Regions from separate parts of the Homo sapiens genome. Here regions 2 and 3 are each linked to region 1. Evidence: chromatin contacts called from ENCODE Hi-C or POLR2A ChIA-PET data. All regions are on one chromosome and are shown on one strand. The core of a region is the stretch at or near the end of the contact, and the rest is flanking DNA. Distances in the headings are between cores, read along the strand shown.

The links. A loop is a pair of places that touch in the nucleus more often than their neighbours do. ChIA-PET counts read pairs that join two places held with the same protein, here RNA polymerase II (POLR2A). Pooled maps may share reads with other maps.
Region 2: a pooled map shows a loop between it and region 1 (3-fold over the local background). The contact joins two enhancer-like sites. A Hi-C loop is called at or near these places in 1 of 50 pooled maps. POLR2A ChIA-PET finds 5 or more read pairs at or near these places in 2 of 52 experiments (GM12878 and WTC11).
Region 3: a loop to region 1 is called in a pooled map, with 3 times the contacts of the local background. The contact joins two enhancer-like sites. A Hi-C loop is called at or near these places in 1 of 50 pooled maps. POLR2A ChIA-PET finds 5 or more read pairs at or near these places in 2 of 52 experiments (GM12878 and WTC11).

Annotation. Positions count from the first base shown.
Region 1 is chr10:103,469,016-103,473,888 of GRCh38, reverse strand. CALHM3 (calcium homeostasis modulator 3) reads left to right here. Exons shown (of 3, transcript NM_001129742.2): 3 at 185-1,085. The coding sequence ends at 676. Among named protein-coding and RNA genes, the nearest start is that of CALHM3, 7.8 kb to the left of the region's middle. RefSeq lists an enhancer at 2,743-2,942. Within about 2 kb of position 2,493, at least 16 of the 41 ENCODE cell types and tissues checked have a DNase peak (open chromatin) inside an H3K27ac peak, as active enhancers do.
Region 2 is chr10:103,775,440-103,780,312 of GRCh38, reverse strand. The region is part of intron 2 of SH3PXD2A (SH3 and PX domains 2A); the gene reads left to right. Among named protein-coding and RNA genes, the nearest start is that of SH3PXD2A-AS1, 31 kb to the right of the region's middle. RefSeq lists an enhancer at 353-852. Within about 2 kb of position 2,977, at least 4 of the 41 ENCODE cell types and tissues checked have a DNase peak (open chromatin) inside an H3K27ac peak, as active enhancers do.
Region 3 is chr10:103,757,366-103,762,238 of GRCh38, reverse strand. The region is part of intron 3 of SH3PXD2A (SH3 and PX domains 2A); the gene reads left to right. Among named protein-coding and RNA genes, the nearest start is that of SH3PXD2A-AS1, 13 kb to the right of the region's middle. RefSeq lists a silencer at 2,574-2,868. Within about 2 kb of position 3,003, at least 22 of the 41 ENCODE cell types and tissues checked have a DNase peak (open chromatin) inside an H3K27ac peak, as active enhancers do.

The DNA.
Region 1 (4,873 bases), core at 1,244-3,743:
GTTTGGAGTGGTATACTGCAGTTAAATTCTCTAAGGAGTATTTGAATCCATTGGAAAATGAAGAATATTATTATGTAGACATGATCAAATTAAATATGCAACATTCATATACGTATTCATAAATACATATGTATATAGGATTAGGCCCCACTCACATCTAACCTCGGGCCTCCTTACTTTGCAGGCCATCGGCTGGAGCGTCACCCTGCTGCTGATCATCGCGGCCTTCCTGGCCCGCTGCCTGAGGCCCTGCTTCGACCAGACAGTCTTCCTGCAGCGCAGATACTGGAGCAACTACGTGGACCTGGAGCAGAAGCTCTTCGACGAGACCTGCTGTGAGCATGCGCGGGACTTCGCGCACCGCTGCGTGCTGCACTTCTTTGCCAGCATGCGGAGTGAGCTGCAGGCGCGGGGGCTGCGCCGGGGCAATGCAGGCAGGAGACTCGAGCTCCCCGCAGTGCCTGAGCCCCCAGAAGGCCTGGATAGTGGAAGTGGGAAGGCCCACCTGCGCGCAATCTCCAGCCGGGAGCAGGTGGACCGCCTCCTAAGCACGTGGTACTCCAGCAAGCCGCCGCTGGACCTGGCTGCATCCCCCGGGCTCTGCGGGGGTGGCCTTAGCCACCGCGCCCCTACCTTGGCACTGGGCACGAGGCTGTCACAACACACCGACGTGTAGGGTCCTGGCCAGGCTTGAAGCGGCAGTGTTCGCAGGTGAAATGCCGCGCTGACAAAGTTCTGGAGTCTTTCCAGGCCGTGGGGACCCCACGGCAGGCACCCTAAGTCTTGTTAGCCTCCTTTTTAAAGTAGCCCAATCTCTGCCTAGTTTCTGGGTGTGGCCTCCAGCGCGCTTCACAAACTTTAATGTGGACTCGGTTCACCGAGGGCCTTGTTAAATACAGGTTCAGACAGTGTAGCCAGGACCGAGTCTGAGATTCTGCATTTTAAACAAGCTCCTGGAGGCTGATGTGCTTTTGGTCAGTGAACCAAACTTTGAGTAGCAAGAATCTAAGTAAATCTGCCATGGGTTCTGGGTTCTAGATGTCAATTCTAAATAATAATAATGACCTTAGTCTGCTGCCTCGATAGTTTCATTTGTGTAATTGTCTTTTATTTTTGAAACAAAGTTTTGCTCTGTCGCCCAGGCTGGAGTGCAATGGCGCGATCTCGGCTCACTGCAACCTCTGCTTCCTCGGTTCAAGCGATTCTCCTGCCTCAGTCTCCCGAGTAGCTAGGACTACAGGCATGCGCACCCGGCTAATTTTTGTATTTTTAGTAGAGACAGGGTTTCACCATGTTGGTCAGGCTGGTCTCGAACTCCTGACCTCAGGTGATCCACCCGCCTCGGCCTCCCAAAGTGCTGGGATACACAAGCGTGAGCCACCATGCCCGGGCTTGTGTCTTTAATTCTCTGGGGTTTCTAGCAGCTTATACCAAGTTTCTCATAGCAAGTTCTAGCAAGCTCTGCTAGTTGAGTTCCTCTTGAAACCACTAGTTAGTGCCTCTTGCTGGCTACTACAGATGACTACTTTTATATTTTCCTGTTGAGGGGATATTTCTGTGTTTGAATGTCAAGGGGCTGACTCTCCCAGCTCCTACCTTCCCAGGCCCCACCAATTCTGGCCAACCAAGGCCAAACAGCCCTGCCTGGGTCCTCCTCCTTCAAGATTCAGTTCCTCTCAGCCTTCTGCTCTCCTGCAGCGGGGGCAGGTGCTCCTCCCTCACCTTCCATGCACCACCTGCCCCACCGCTAGCCTGAGCCCTGGGCTCAGCAAGGTCCCTTCCTAAGATGACCCCCTCCCCTAGACATTCCCAGGGGTATCTACTGCTGCCCTTAGCAAGAGGTTAGCACCCTGGTGAAGATTTCCTCAGAGCAAAGTAGGAGTGTGGGTTCTAGCTCAGGGATAAAAACCCTTGAAATGCCGGTGTTAGTTCTGCTGGAAAAACTGCCACTCCAGGCCGGGTTCAGTGGCTCATGCCTGTAATCCTACACTTTGGGAGGCCGAGGCGGGTAGATCACCTGAGGTCAGGAGTTTGAGATCAGCCTGGCCAATATGGTAAAATCCCGTCTCTACTAAAAATATAAAAATTAGCCGGGTGTGGTGGTGGGCACCTGTAATCCCAGCTACGCAGGAGACTGAAGCAGGAGAATAGGTTGAACCTGGGAGGCAGAAGTTGCAGTGAGCCAAGATCGCGCCACTGCACTCCAGCCTGGGCAACAAGGGCGAAACTCTGTGTCAAAAAACAAAAAAACAAAACTGCCACTCCATCTCTGGCAGCCCGAACAGGAAGGGTTTGGGGAAGATTTAGCCTTTGCTCTCCTCTGGGCCTCTGCCCCTCCCTGATGACTCATCCAGCCCCCACTCCCTACCCCCACCCCCAACACCCTGTGGTCGCCTCCATCAGCACAGATGGTGGCCACAGGAAGCAGACCTGGGTTCACCCCATGCTTTTCTACTTCCTCAGCACCCCAGGAAGTACAGGGGCCCCTGGATGCCCCCCACCCTGGAGCCTGCCCCCTTCATCAGGCAACTTTTGTGCTCCTGGGCTCTTGACAAGAGACCTTGTGAGACCCGAAAATCCCTGCAGCTCAGCCTCCCCCGACCTACTGGCTGCGGTCAGGCCATGCAAATGTCGGAAATAGTGCTGGGTTGGGACCTGGTTTAGGCAAAGCTTTAGCAGTGATAGGGTGTGGAGGAAGGAGGGAGACCTTGGCGGCGGCCCAGTCTGCATGAGTGAGGTCCCAGCCTGGGGAAAGGAGGCTCAGGGAGGCTGCTTTGGGCTCCAGGGAAGCAGCATCTGGAGTAAAAAGTCGCCGACTGCAATCAATACTCTTATCTTCCTATACTGAGCACTTATAGAGCACCTACTGCATAGAAAGCACTGTGCCAGGGAATAGGGAAGAGAGAATACACTGATGACCTGCCCCTGCCCTCAAGGAGCTGTGCTTCCTTGTGCTGAGGAAGTAGAAAAGCATGGGGCGAACCCGGGTATGCTGTCTGTGGCCAACATCTGTGCTGATGGAGGCCATAGCAGGACGTCTGCGGGGCAGGGATGGGGTAGAGAGGGGAGTCATCAGCAAGGGGCAGAGGCCTAGAGGAGAGCAAAGTCTACATCTTGGCACTTTATTAGGGGGACAGAGGTGAGTACAGAAATTATGAGAATCCAAAGCATAAGGTGTAAGTGATCTAATAAAGGCAAACCAGGTGCCATGGGGAGTTAGCAGGGAGAAGGAGGCTCTCAGTGGGGCGGGGGTTGAGGGTGAGGGAAGGCTTCACAATGAAGGTGCCATTTGAATGGGTCTTAAGGATGGGAAAGATTTGGACATGTGGAAAGAAAGATGGAGGGAGGGTGCAGAGCATCTCAAGGGAAGAAATAAGAACAAAGGCATAGGCTGGGCGCAGTGGCTCACGCCTGTAATCCCAGCACTTTGTGAGGCTGAAGCGGGCGGATCACGAGGTCAAGAGATCAAGACCATCCTGGCCAACATGGTGAAACCCCGTCTCTACTAAAAATACAAAGCTTAGCTGGGTGTGGTGGAGCACGTCTGTAATCCCAGCCACTCGGGAGGCTGAGGCAGGAGAATCGCTTGAACCCTGAAGGCGGAGGTTGCAGTGAGGCAAGATCACGCCACTGCAACAGCCTGGTGACAGAGCAAGACTCCGTCTCAAAAAAAAAAAAAGAAAAAGGAACAAAGGCATAAAGTTGGGCAAGGGGCAAAGCATGTTCTATTTATTTATTCAGCAGATACTCACTGAATGCCTAGAGTGGCCAGAGAGCAAGACAGATAGTTCTGTCTTAATGGAGCTTCGAGTCTGGAAGTGGATAGAGAGATAAAACAAGTGAACAAAGAGCCAAGTGGAGAGGCATGCAGTCCAGCCTGGCAAAAGCAAAAGACCTTGGCCAGAGGGCCCAGGAGTCCCATCAAACCATGTTCCCTGAGCTCGGTACCTGGGAATACATTCTCTTGATCTTCTGTCCTTGACAGCTTTCAAATGTATCTTTCATCCTCTTCTGTCCCCAGTGTGGTTTCAAACCCCTCACCGTGTCCTGTATGTGGACCTTCTTCGGGAGACACAGTGGCAAGCCAGACAAGGCAGGAATGTACTGGAGGCATGGGCATTGGCTGTTCCAGTCCCCACCCTCATGCTGCCTGGGCAGCTGTGGTCCCCATCTCAGCTAGGTTTGCAAGAGGAGGGGAAGATGGCAGGAGACTTGAGGATTTAGCTCAGGACTTTGATTTTATCCTGCTGGCAATTGGGAATGAGAGACAAGTGCTTGGTGGCAAGGTCAGGAAGAGTGATGATATTTGGGGTTCACACATGTGGAGAGGATGCTGAAGCTGCAGAAATGGATAGGGCCATCGAGAGGAGGGGCTTCTGTGAGATGAGGAAGGACTAAGACTTTTAAAGTTCTGGAGTGGGAAGAGGAGGCAACAAGGGAGAGAAAGGGTTAGTCACAGAGGCAGAGTCCAGAGGCAGGCCAGGGAGGAGAGAATCCCTAGACGGGGGAAGGAGGACCAACAAATCTAGTGGTGCTTCTGAGCAACCGAGCAGGGGAAGGACAGAGGGAAAGTCACCGGTTATTGCCAACTTCCCAGGGGAGGGGACTGCTCACCCAGGGAGGTAGTCCTGGCCAAGCAGATGGGTAGGTTTCTATATGATTCGTATAAATCCCTGGGCACCTGCCCCAATTTGTGACGATGATACAAGAGAGACCTTCAGCATCCCCATACGGGGAAGGGCACTGGGACCCAAAGACTACAATGGGAGCAGAGAAATCGTGTCCACACTAACATGCTCCCATTTCCAAGGCTCTCATTGAAAATGAGGGAGTCCAGCCAGGCATGGTGACTCATGCCTGTAATCCCAGCATG
Region 2 (4,873 bases), core at 1,728-4,227, 310 kb before region 1:
GGAGATGCTTGGGGAAGGGAAGGAGAAAGGCAAGGATGTTAGACTGTCATTTAGAAGTGTTCCGCTTGGCTTCCCTTTCCAGGAAGCCCATCAGGGTTGCACACTGGGGGCCTGCTCTGGAATCTCCTTGCCTTGAGCAGCAGCCTGGGCCCAGGCCCGCTGAGGGTCTGTTTTGGCTTCATCTTTGCCAAAAAGTGCTCTCTTTGTCCCAGATTTCAGTCTGAATTTGATCCCGTAGTGGCCAGGGCACTTGGGGTACCACAGTTCTAGGCCATTTGGAGGATGAGAAGAATCAAGAACAATTGGGGCTAGGGGTGTGGTTCAGCCGGGAAAAGGTTAAAGCCGTTTGCCTTCCTTCCCCTTCCCCCTTCTTCAGGGCCTCCTCCTATTTTGGATAGTCCTTGCAGTTTGTGTGAGAGAGAAAAGTGTCAGGCAGCTTTGGGGAGAATTTCAAAAACCTGTGAGTGGTCTCTGGCAAGGCTAGGGGATGGCTAGAGACCCCCAGGAGGAAACAGAGTGACCACAGCCAGGAACCTGCCAGAAAACACCTCAAATCTGGGCAGACTTCCTTCTCTGCGGAGTGTCACCACCGGCGCCCTGGGCTGGTGCCAGGATTCCTCTGGCTGGCTGTCTCACACACAGATGTTTCTTGCACCACTCTCCGTCCTCTGTACTGGCCAGATGTGTCTTCCTAGAATTCCACTTTCACAGTGTTCCTTCGCTGCTCAGCAGCCTCAGGGGCTCCCTATTGCCTGGAGGAGGAAGTCCGAGTTCTTCCTCTGTTTCAGATGACCCCTGCAGCCCTGCCCCTCACACTGCCCCATGTATACCCTCCCTGCTCCAGCACCAGGCTCCCCCAGCTCCCACACTTCCTAGGGACCAAAGGGAGGGAAGTTCACAAGCAGCCGGGGCTGGCACACGGGGGTATCAGGAGGATGCTGGGGTGTAGCTCCCATCCATAGTAAGAAGCCGGCCCCGCACGGCGCCTCATGCCAGGCGGGTGGATCGCTTGAGGTCAGGATTTCGAGACCAGCCCGGCCAACATGAGGAAACCCCGTCTCTACTAAAATACCAAAATTAGCTGGGCGTGGTGGCAGGTGCCTGTAATCCCAGCCACTCGGGAGGCTGAGGCAGGAGAATCGCTTGAACCTGGGAGGCAGAGATTGCAGTGAGCCGGGATCGTGTCAGTACACTCCAGCCTGGGCGACGGAGCAAGACTCCATCTCAAAAACAAAAACATAAACATAGTAAGAAGCCATGCCTCAGGTTCTGTGACTCCTGGGGAGACACTATTCCTTCTGCCAGGAGCCAGGCTCAGAGCTGGCCACTTGCAGAATCTCTTATCTGACTCCTTTTGTCACTAGCTCCCCAGGTGCTCTGCTGCCCTGGCCTCATGCTCTTCCCTCTTGGCCAAGGGGAGCTGAAGTCACCTGAGCTATCTGTGTTGGGACAAAGCTCAACAGCCTTAGGATGAGAAAGGGTGTGAAATTATAGGTGAAAAACCCAAAAGGCCTTACAGCTGTTGGAAGTTAGGGTTAGATGGGCTTGGCAGGTGGCCCTGAGCAGCTCCCTGAAAGCAGAAAGGGCTGGAGGAGGGCATCAGAGATCAGGGAAACACCACCGGAGTCTCTTTACCTTCAAACTGGCGACCCCATTCATCTAGCACTCACGGTAAGGCCAGCACACCTGCTCACCTGTATTCTCATTTCATCCGCACAGTGCCATGGGGCGCTGTTTCTACTCCCATTTTACAGATGAGAAAATGGGGTCACAAAGAGATTAAGTGACTTGGCCAAGGTCATGTAGCTAGGAAAGAATAAGCTGGAGTTCTGACTTCAGCCCTCAAGCATTCCACTACTGACTAGAACACTAATAATGGTAAAACAGTGCCAAGGGAGGTGCCTCCTTCTGGGGGTTTCCTCTGTGCCTGGCCTGTGTTAAAGCGCTCTACCTATTCATTTCCCCCCGCCTTTTTTTTCTGGAGACGGAGTCTCGCTCTATCGCCCAGGCTGGAGTGCAGTGGCACGATCTCGGTTCACTGCAAACTCCGCCTCCCGGATTCACGCCATTTCCTGCCTCAGCCTCCCGAGTAGCTGGGACTACAGGCATCCGCCACCGTGCCCAGCTAATTTTTTTTTTTAATTTTTAGTAGAGACGGGGTTTCACCATGTTAGCCAGGATGGTCTCGATCTCCTGACCTCGTGATCCTCCTGCCTCGGCTTTCCAAAGTGCTGGGATTACAGGCGTGAGTCACTGCGCCCAGCCCATTTTCCCTTTTTAACTTCAGCCACCATGGAGGGGAAAAACAGGCATGGTCCTATTTTACAGATGAGTAGACTGAGGCTCAGAGAAGTTATGTGGGAATGATGACTCCTGGCATTTGGCAGCACTTGCTTGCATCTTCTCCTTGGATCCTCACAACACGTGTGGAGACAGGCAGGTCCAGCATTTCACAGATAAGGCTGTGGTTACCCAGAGAGGCCAAGCCATTTGCCCCAGTTGCCCAGCAACTTCTTGCAGGCTAGAACTGGAATCCTCCTCTGTTGACTCCAACCTAGTGCTCTTTCTCTCCTGCACAAAGGCCATGGGTCAGCAGGTGGGGGTCTGTGGAATGAGGCCACTGGGGTAGGTTTGGGGACAGGCATCGGTACTTGGGCACCTTTTGGGCATCAGAGAGAGGCTTTCTGTGGCTTGAGGATTTCCCCTGGGATTGCATCCTCCAGCACATCTTTGCTTAATTCACCCTGTGTATATCTCACTGCAGGTGTCGGGCTATCCGCCCAGGCCTAGCATGTTAAATGTCACGTCCTGGCCAGCCCCCACCCACGGAATGAGCTGCTGGGAAAGCCAGAGGCCTCCTCCCCAACCCTGGCCCACGCACGCCAGCTGGGCAGCTCCCCTGGGGCCTCTAGATGCCCAGAGCCAAGCTGGCCCAGGCCAAGACGCCTCCCAGACCCATCCACCCCTCTCAGTCTCCCTGCCGCCTCCCTGACCTCAGGGTTGTAGTTTCCTAAGCACTTTCCCTGGCATGAGGGACGCAGCCTGGTGTCATAACAAGAGTAATGGTGACAGGGGTGATAAGAATAGCCGGTGTGTATGGAGCACTTACTCAGTGCCAGGCTCTGTGCCAAGCACTTTACCTACATTATCTCATTTAATCCTCTCACCCACCTGACCAGTCAGGTTTTGTCCCTGTTCCCATTTCACAGATGAGGAAACTGATTTGAATGCAGAGCTGCCTAGCTATTCACGATTTATTTTTCTTCACATTTTCTAAAATGTTGTGCAAGCACCACTGTGATTCAGGAAGAGACTCTTCATAGTATACGGACAGATATTTATCTTTTAATGGTTATGTTTTGTTTTAATGTGTTAATGGTATGGGTTGAAGTTTTTATGTATTCCTCCCAAAATTCATATATTGAAGTCCTAGCCTCTGGTACCTCAGAATGTGACCTTATTTGGGAACAGGGTCATCAAGATGTAATTAGTTGAGATCATCCGGGAGTAGGGTGGCTCCTAATCTAACATGACTGGTGTCCCTGTGAAAGGGGGAAATTTAGACAGACACACACGCAGGGAGAGCATCATGTGGAGATGAAGGCAGAGATCAAGGTTCTCCTTTTTACAAACCAAGGAATGCCATAGATGACTTACATCCCTGAAGCTAGGGGACAGGCATGGGACAGACCCTCTCTCACAGCCCTCAGAGGGAACCAACCTGCCCATACCTTGATATTGGACTTCTAGCCTCCAGGACTGTGAGACAATCAAACTCTGCTAAGACACCTAGTTTGTGGTACTTTGTTACAGTGGCCCTAGCAAACTAAATAGTTAGAATACACACACACACACACACACACACACACACACACAGACACACACACGCATGCACACACTTTTTTTTTTTTTTTTTTGAGACAGTGGTGTCTAGCTCTGTCACCCAGGCTGGAGTGCAGTGGCATGATCATGGCTCACTGCAGCCTCAACCTCCTGGGCTCAATTAATCCTCCCTCCCCAGTGTCCCAAGTAGCTGAGACCACAGGTGCACAGCACCACACCCAGCTAATTTTTAAATCTATATATTCTGTAGAGGTGGAGTCTCACCATGTTGCCCAGGCTGGTCTGAAACTCCTGGGCTTAAGCAATCCTCCTGCCTTGGCCTCCCAGAGTGCTGGAATTACAGGCATGAGCCACGGTGTCCGGCTATACACTTATGATTTGAAGACAGAGAAAGGGGCCATGAGCCAGATAATATAGGTGGCCTCTTGAAGCTAAAAAAGGCAAGGAAACAGATGCTCCCCTAGAGCCCAGGGATGGAAATGGCTCTGCTTTCCCCAACCCAGATGCTGTAGACAGCAGCTTAGTGAGTGTGTGTTATTATCGAGCAGGCATCTGAGACCTCCCACCTGCCAGTCCCCATCCCAGAGACTCCAGCCACATGTAGTGCCGTCCTTGAGCTGGGTTCTGAAAATGACTTCTCCATCTCGTCACACTGCTGGTGATGCTTTAGGGCACCCTAATTACCCCTGAGAGTGGCACATCAGGCATCTGCCCTCATCCAGCCCTGGTGCCAGCTGTGTGGTCATCCTCAAGTCGCTGGAATAAATGATCAGGAGCCTCCACCCCGGATCCCAGCACTTTCTCTGACATACGGCAGCATTTCATGGAATCCGTGAGCAAGGCAAATCACTCCCATCCCACTGCTTCCTGTAGCAATCCTGACAGGCCCACTGCCGAGCATAAGTCCCTGCCATTCCTCCCCCTGGAAGGCCTTCCTCCCATTTCCCAGCTCTCTATTCAAGGCCTGGCTCTGATGTCTCTTCTGAGACATCCTTTTGCTCACTCCAGCCACACTGATCTTGTCCTTTCC
Region 3 (4,873 bases), core at 1,754-4,253, 290 kb before region 1:
CTGGACAATATGGTGAAACCCCCATCTCTGCTAAAAATACAACCAAAAAGTTAGCCAGGCATAGTGGCACATGCCTGTAGTCCCAGCTACTTGGGAGACTGAGGTGAGAGAATCACTTGAACCTGGGAGGCAGAGGTCACAGTGAGCAAGATTGTGCCACTGCACTCCAGCCTGGGTGACAGAGCGAGACTCTGTATCAAAAAAAAAAAAAAAAAAAAAAAAAAGACGTGTTGATTGCTCCTAGTGTGTGCCTAGCCTTATCCTAGCCACTCTGCATACCTTCCCTCCAGTCTCACTGCAGGTGGCTTTATCCCCATTTTAAAGAGAAGTCAAATCACTGTCCACCATCACTTAGCCATACAGCAGCAGAGCCGCGATTCTTCCTATGGGGCCGTATGTCTTTCCTTGGGCAAGAAGGAATTGCCACAACAGCCTCAGCTAGACTCTGTCTTTGTCCCTCCCTTCTTGCCTGCACACCTCCCAGGTTAGGGATCTGAGAAGTTCTGCCTGAGACAGACCACTGGGAGGTCCAGCCTCTCCCTCGGGCTGTCATTGCTATCTCATGTTTCAGGAGTGCCCTGTGTGGGTGGCAGGTGGCTGGAACCTCACGGGGACTCAGGTGACCTGTAAGGGTTCTCTCATTCCATTGAGTGGCCGAGGTAATTACTCACCAGCACAGAGTAATTGATATTTTTCTTGCAATTAAACCACTTAACTTATTATTTTAATGATTACAAATAAGATAGTCCCAAGGCTTTCAGAGTGCTATCTTCCTTTAATTATGATCTAACAAGTTTGGCTATTTGGTTTCCTAACAGCATTTTTTTAAACTTTTTATTTTGAAATAATTAGAGACTCACAAGAGGTTGCAAAAATACTAGGCACTCTACATTCCCCCCTCCAATTCCACCACTGTACTGCAGGGTAGCTGGCATTATTCCCATTTTAAGGAGAGGTCAAATCACTTTCCACCATCACATCACTTCCCCCCAATGGTAACATCTTATGTAACCGCAGTATGTTATCAAAACCAGGAAATTAATATTGGCACAACTCAACTAACTAGACCACAGACCTGAGTAATTGATTTTTATTTTATGGAGGTGGAGAGTGCTGTTAAACAAGCATGTCAGCTGGTCTTTAGGAAGGAGGCAGTGGTTTGATAATAGTCCCTGAGAAACTGTACTCCCAGGCCCAACCTCTCGGCATTCCCATCCTCAACAAAAAGGCATATTCCAGAAACCTGTGCAAATTCAGCTCTTTGGAACAAATCACATGATCTTTTAGGTGTCCAAAGTATTATTCTATTCAAAAGAGGCATATAATAAATCCTGTTGCAAAGCAAGGAACTTTTAAAAAAAATATTCTTTTAAGTATTCTTGGCTGGGCACAGTGGCTCATACCTGTATTCCCAGCAACTCAGTAGGCTGAAACAGGAGGATCACTTGAGGATAAGAGTTTGAGACCAGCCTGGGCAACAGAGCAAGACTCTATCTCTAAAACGAACAAACAAAAAACATATTTTTACTCCAGCTCTCTTTTGATTAAAAAAAAAGTATTCATCTTTCCCTCGTTACATATACATATTTATTTTATATACATATATTGTATTGTATATTTTATATTTTATATACATGTATATATTTTAAATACATATATATATCTTTTTGAGACAGGGTCTCGCTCTGTTGCCCAGGCTGGAGTACAGTAGTACAGTCACAGCTCACTGCAGCCTCCACTTCAGAGGCTCAATCTGTCCTCCTGCCTCAGCCTCCCAAGTAGCTGAGACTACAGTTGCGTGCCACCATGCCTGGCTAATTTTTGTATTTTTTTGTAGAGATGGGGTTTTATCATGTTGCTTAGGCTGGTCTCAAACTCCTGGACTCAAGTGATCCACCTGCCTTGGCTTCCCAAAGTGTTGGGATTACAGGTGTGAGCCACTGCACCTGACCTGGTTTACATATATTTTTATACTTTGGGACTTCTCCTGTTCCTCCAAGTTCCGTAGGTGTGACAAGACGGGCTCAGATGAATGCCTGCATATGCAGTGAGTTACTTTATAGGAGGGGAGCCTGCATCTTTTTATAATGGATGGTAAGCAAACCTGCCCTTTTGCTCCCAAGATGGACACTATCCTTAGTCCAAGACTATATGCAAACCTGCCGTATGCCCCAGAGCAAGGCACTACCTCTGTCTTCTAAGGCTGTTTGCTATGCAAGCACCTTTGAAAAGATCATCCAAAACAAAAAGCAGTTAGTGCCTTGTTTACAAGACATGTACAACAGCAGGAGGCCCAGGGAGAATTGGCTCAGAAGTGTGCCTTAGCGCTTTCTGAGGTCTCTTGCTTTTTGGAGGGGTGGGCAGAAATCAAATTCCTTAGGACATTGGGCCAAGCGTGGCGGGGTCACCAGCCTCTCAGGGCAGCCTACTGTTTACTTGGAATTTTCTGCCTTGTTTTAGAAGATGACTGTGGAAAATCCATCTCCTGTTGCCCATCCTGGGATTGGAGTAGATTTCCTGTGTATCCCGAGTTTGCTGGCCTGAGGAGACTCCCTGAGAGGAAATGGTCATTACGACATGAAGTAGAGTGTGTAGCTGCTGATGTAAAAAGCAAACAACTGTGGCCAGGGATTGAGGGACTTCAGAAGCCAGGCAGTGGAGCAAAAAGAGCTGCACTCCCTCTGCAAAGGCTGTGCGAGGTCCCCTCCCACTAGCAAGCCATCTGTGTCTCTGTACTGGCTGGCACTGGGCCTCTGGGCTTCCAGAAAGCCCTTCATCCTAATAGCTGAGTTAGTCCCATGCATCGCTATCCATATCCCCAGGTTGATGAGTCCTGGAGAAGTGAGATTGCTTAGGGAGAAAAGTGAATCTATAACCATAATCAAGGTAGGCGTTGCCAGCCTGCAGACAGCCTTGTGACCTTATGAGCTTAGAGGTATATTTTTAGTCAGCAGGCATGCTTGCTTCTTTTGTACTGACTCGCCAGTTTACGTAACGGCCCTGTAATGAAGAGGCAGTTTGGAGCCACAGTGCAGAGGGTGCTGGGTGAATTGCAAGCATGTTCTCCGGGGCCTTCCTCTCCCAGCCCCCAGAGCCCTGTGCAGAAGATCCGGTATTTGTTCCAGCATAGAAGGAAGCAGGGGGAAGGGATGTCTTTAACTAGAGCTGGTCCGTGGCCCGCTCCCTGGGCTATAGGTGTCTGTGTGTGTCTCCACCAGGCACCAGCTGAGAAAGCCCTTCCTGAAGGGCCCTGGATGCTATGAGGGAGGTTGTGGCTCAGAGATTTCACCAGACTGCAACCCCCAAGGAAGAGAGGTTGAGAAGTTTCTGGGTCCCACAGGTGACCTGGGATGTCAGGAAAAGCCAAACTATGTGATGGAGAAGGAAAAATAGGGTCTGTTGGTAATTCTGGGGTTTAAAAAGGTCAACAAGATTATAGGCCTGAGAGGCACCGTGTGCCATCTTAAACACAGCTTTCCTCCAACCTCCACTGGAGGTATTTTGTCTTCTCTTGATGTAATTACTGCTTCCCATCCCCAAAAATCAGTCTCCTACTCTGTAATCTGGACGGGCAGTTTTCAGGGCCTGCTGTCAGCAGCTGACTCTGAACACAGCGTGGAATAGCTACATTCATTCCTTTCTATCACAGATATTTATTGAACACATACTGTGTGCCAGCTGTGGTCACTGGTGATATGACTGAGAACAAAGTAGGCCTGGTTGTGGTTCTCAGGAAGTTTACCTTCCAGTGTGGGAGTCAGAAGACAAATAGATGAGCAATTTCCAAGAGTGATGAGTGCCAGAAGGAAAAATAACCAGGTCATGTGGCAGGTGCTACAGCTCAAGGCATCTGAAATTAGATGGTCACAAAGGGCTTCTTTGCAGAGGTGACATCTCCACTGAGTAGGTTTGGATCATCAGGGCCCAGGGGTGCCAGGCTTGGGGGGACAGCAAGAACAGTAACCTTAGTCGGACCACCGGTATATGTTTGAAGAACAGTAAGAAGTGTGTGGAACAGTGAGGAGTGCTGAGTCACCCAGAGACAGCTGGGCAGACAGGACTTGTGGAGCCAAGACACTCCAGAGCGGCTCCACCTGTGTGTTTGTGAGCTGTGCCATCTGGCCCAGTCACACGGACTCCAGGCTCTGTAGCATCATCTGTCAAATGGGTTGATCATGGTTTGGTGACATCGCAAGCAGTTAATGCATGGAAAGCGCTGTGTGGCGTGCAACGGGAGAGGACTGGTGCCGCAAGCCTGTCTGTGCTCGTGGTGGCTTTGCCGCAGGACACAGATGTGGGATTTCCTTTGCCCTCCCCACTCTGTGCTGAGTCAGCTCTTCCCACTGCAGCCCAGGCCGCAGCCCAGGCACAGCCTCACTTCCTGCAGTTCTTTCCCGGCCTGTGGTAACTTGCAAAGCAGCAAGGAGCTTGTTTCTAAAGAGCAGATGACCCAGATGGCTGATCTGGGATGAAAGGTGGGGATCCGGCCTCTGATCACATGGCAGTGTCACTGTCACTACCTTCCAGACTCCGAGCTGCAGACCCTCCAGGTCTTGCAGGGAGTAACAAGCTTTGCAGGGGTCAGCCACGCAAGGGGCTTTTTTACTTTTGAAATGTAGATCAGTCTCCCAAGCCCTTCCCCCGCGACATCCCCACATTCCAAGACCAGGAAAAGAGCCAGGCCACCTTGTTACAACTTGGTATGTGCCTTCCCAATCATTCTAGAAGGGAATCAGCTCCTGAACACCTACCCCCAACCCTCCGTCCTGGATGGATTGTATCCTAGGTATCTTCCCCAGGAACTTTCTGATCTGGGCCGAAAAGCCTGTCTCTTCTCATGGTCTCAGTCAGTCTGTGTCATCTAAGACGCAGA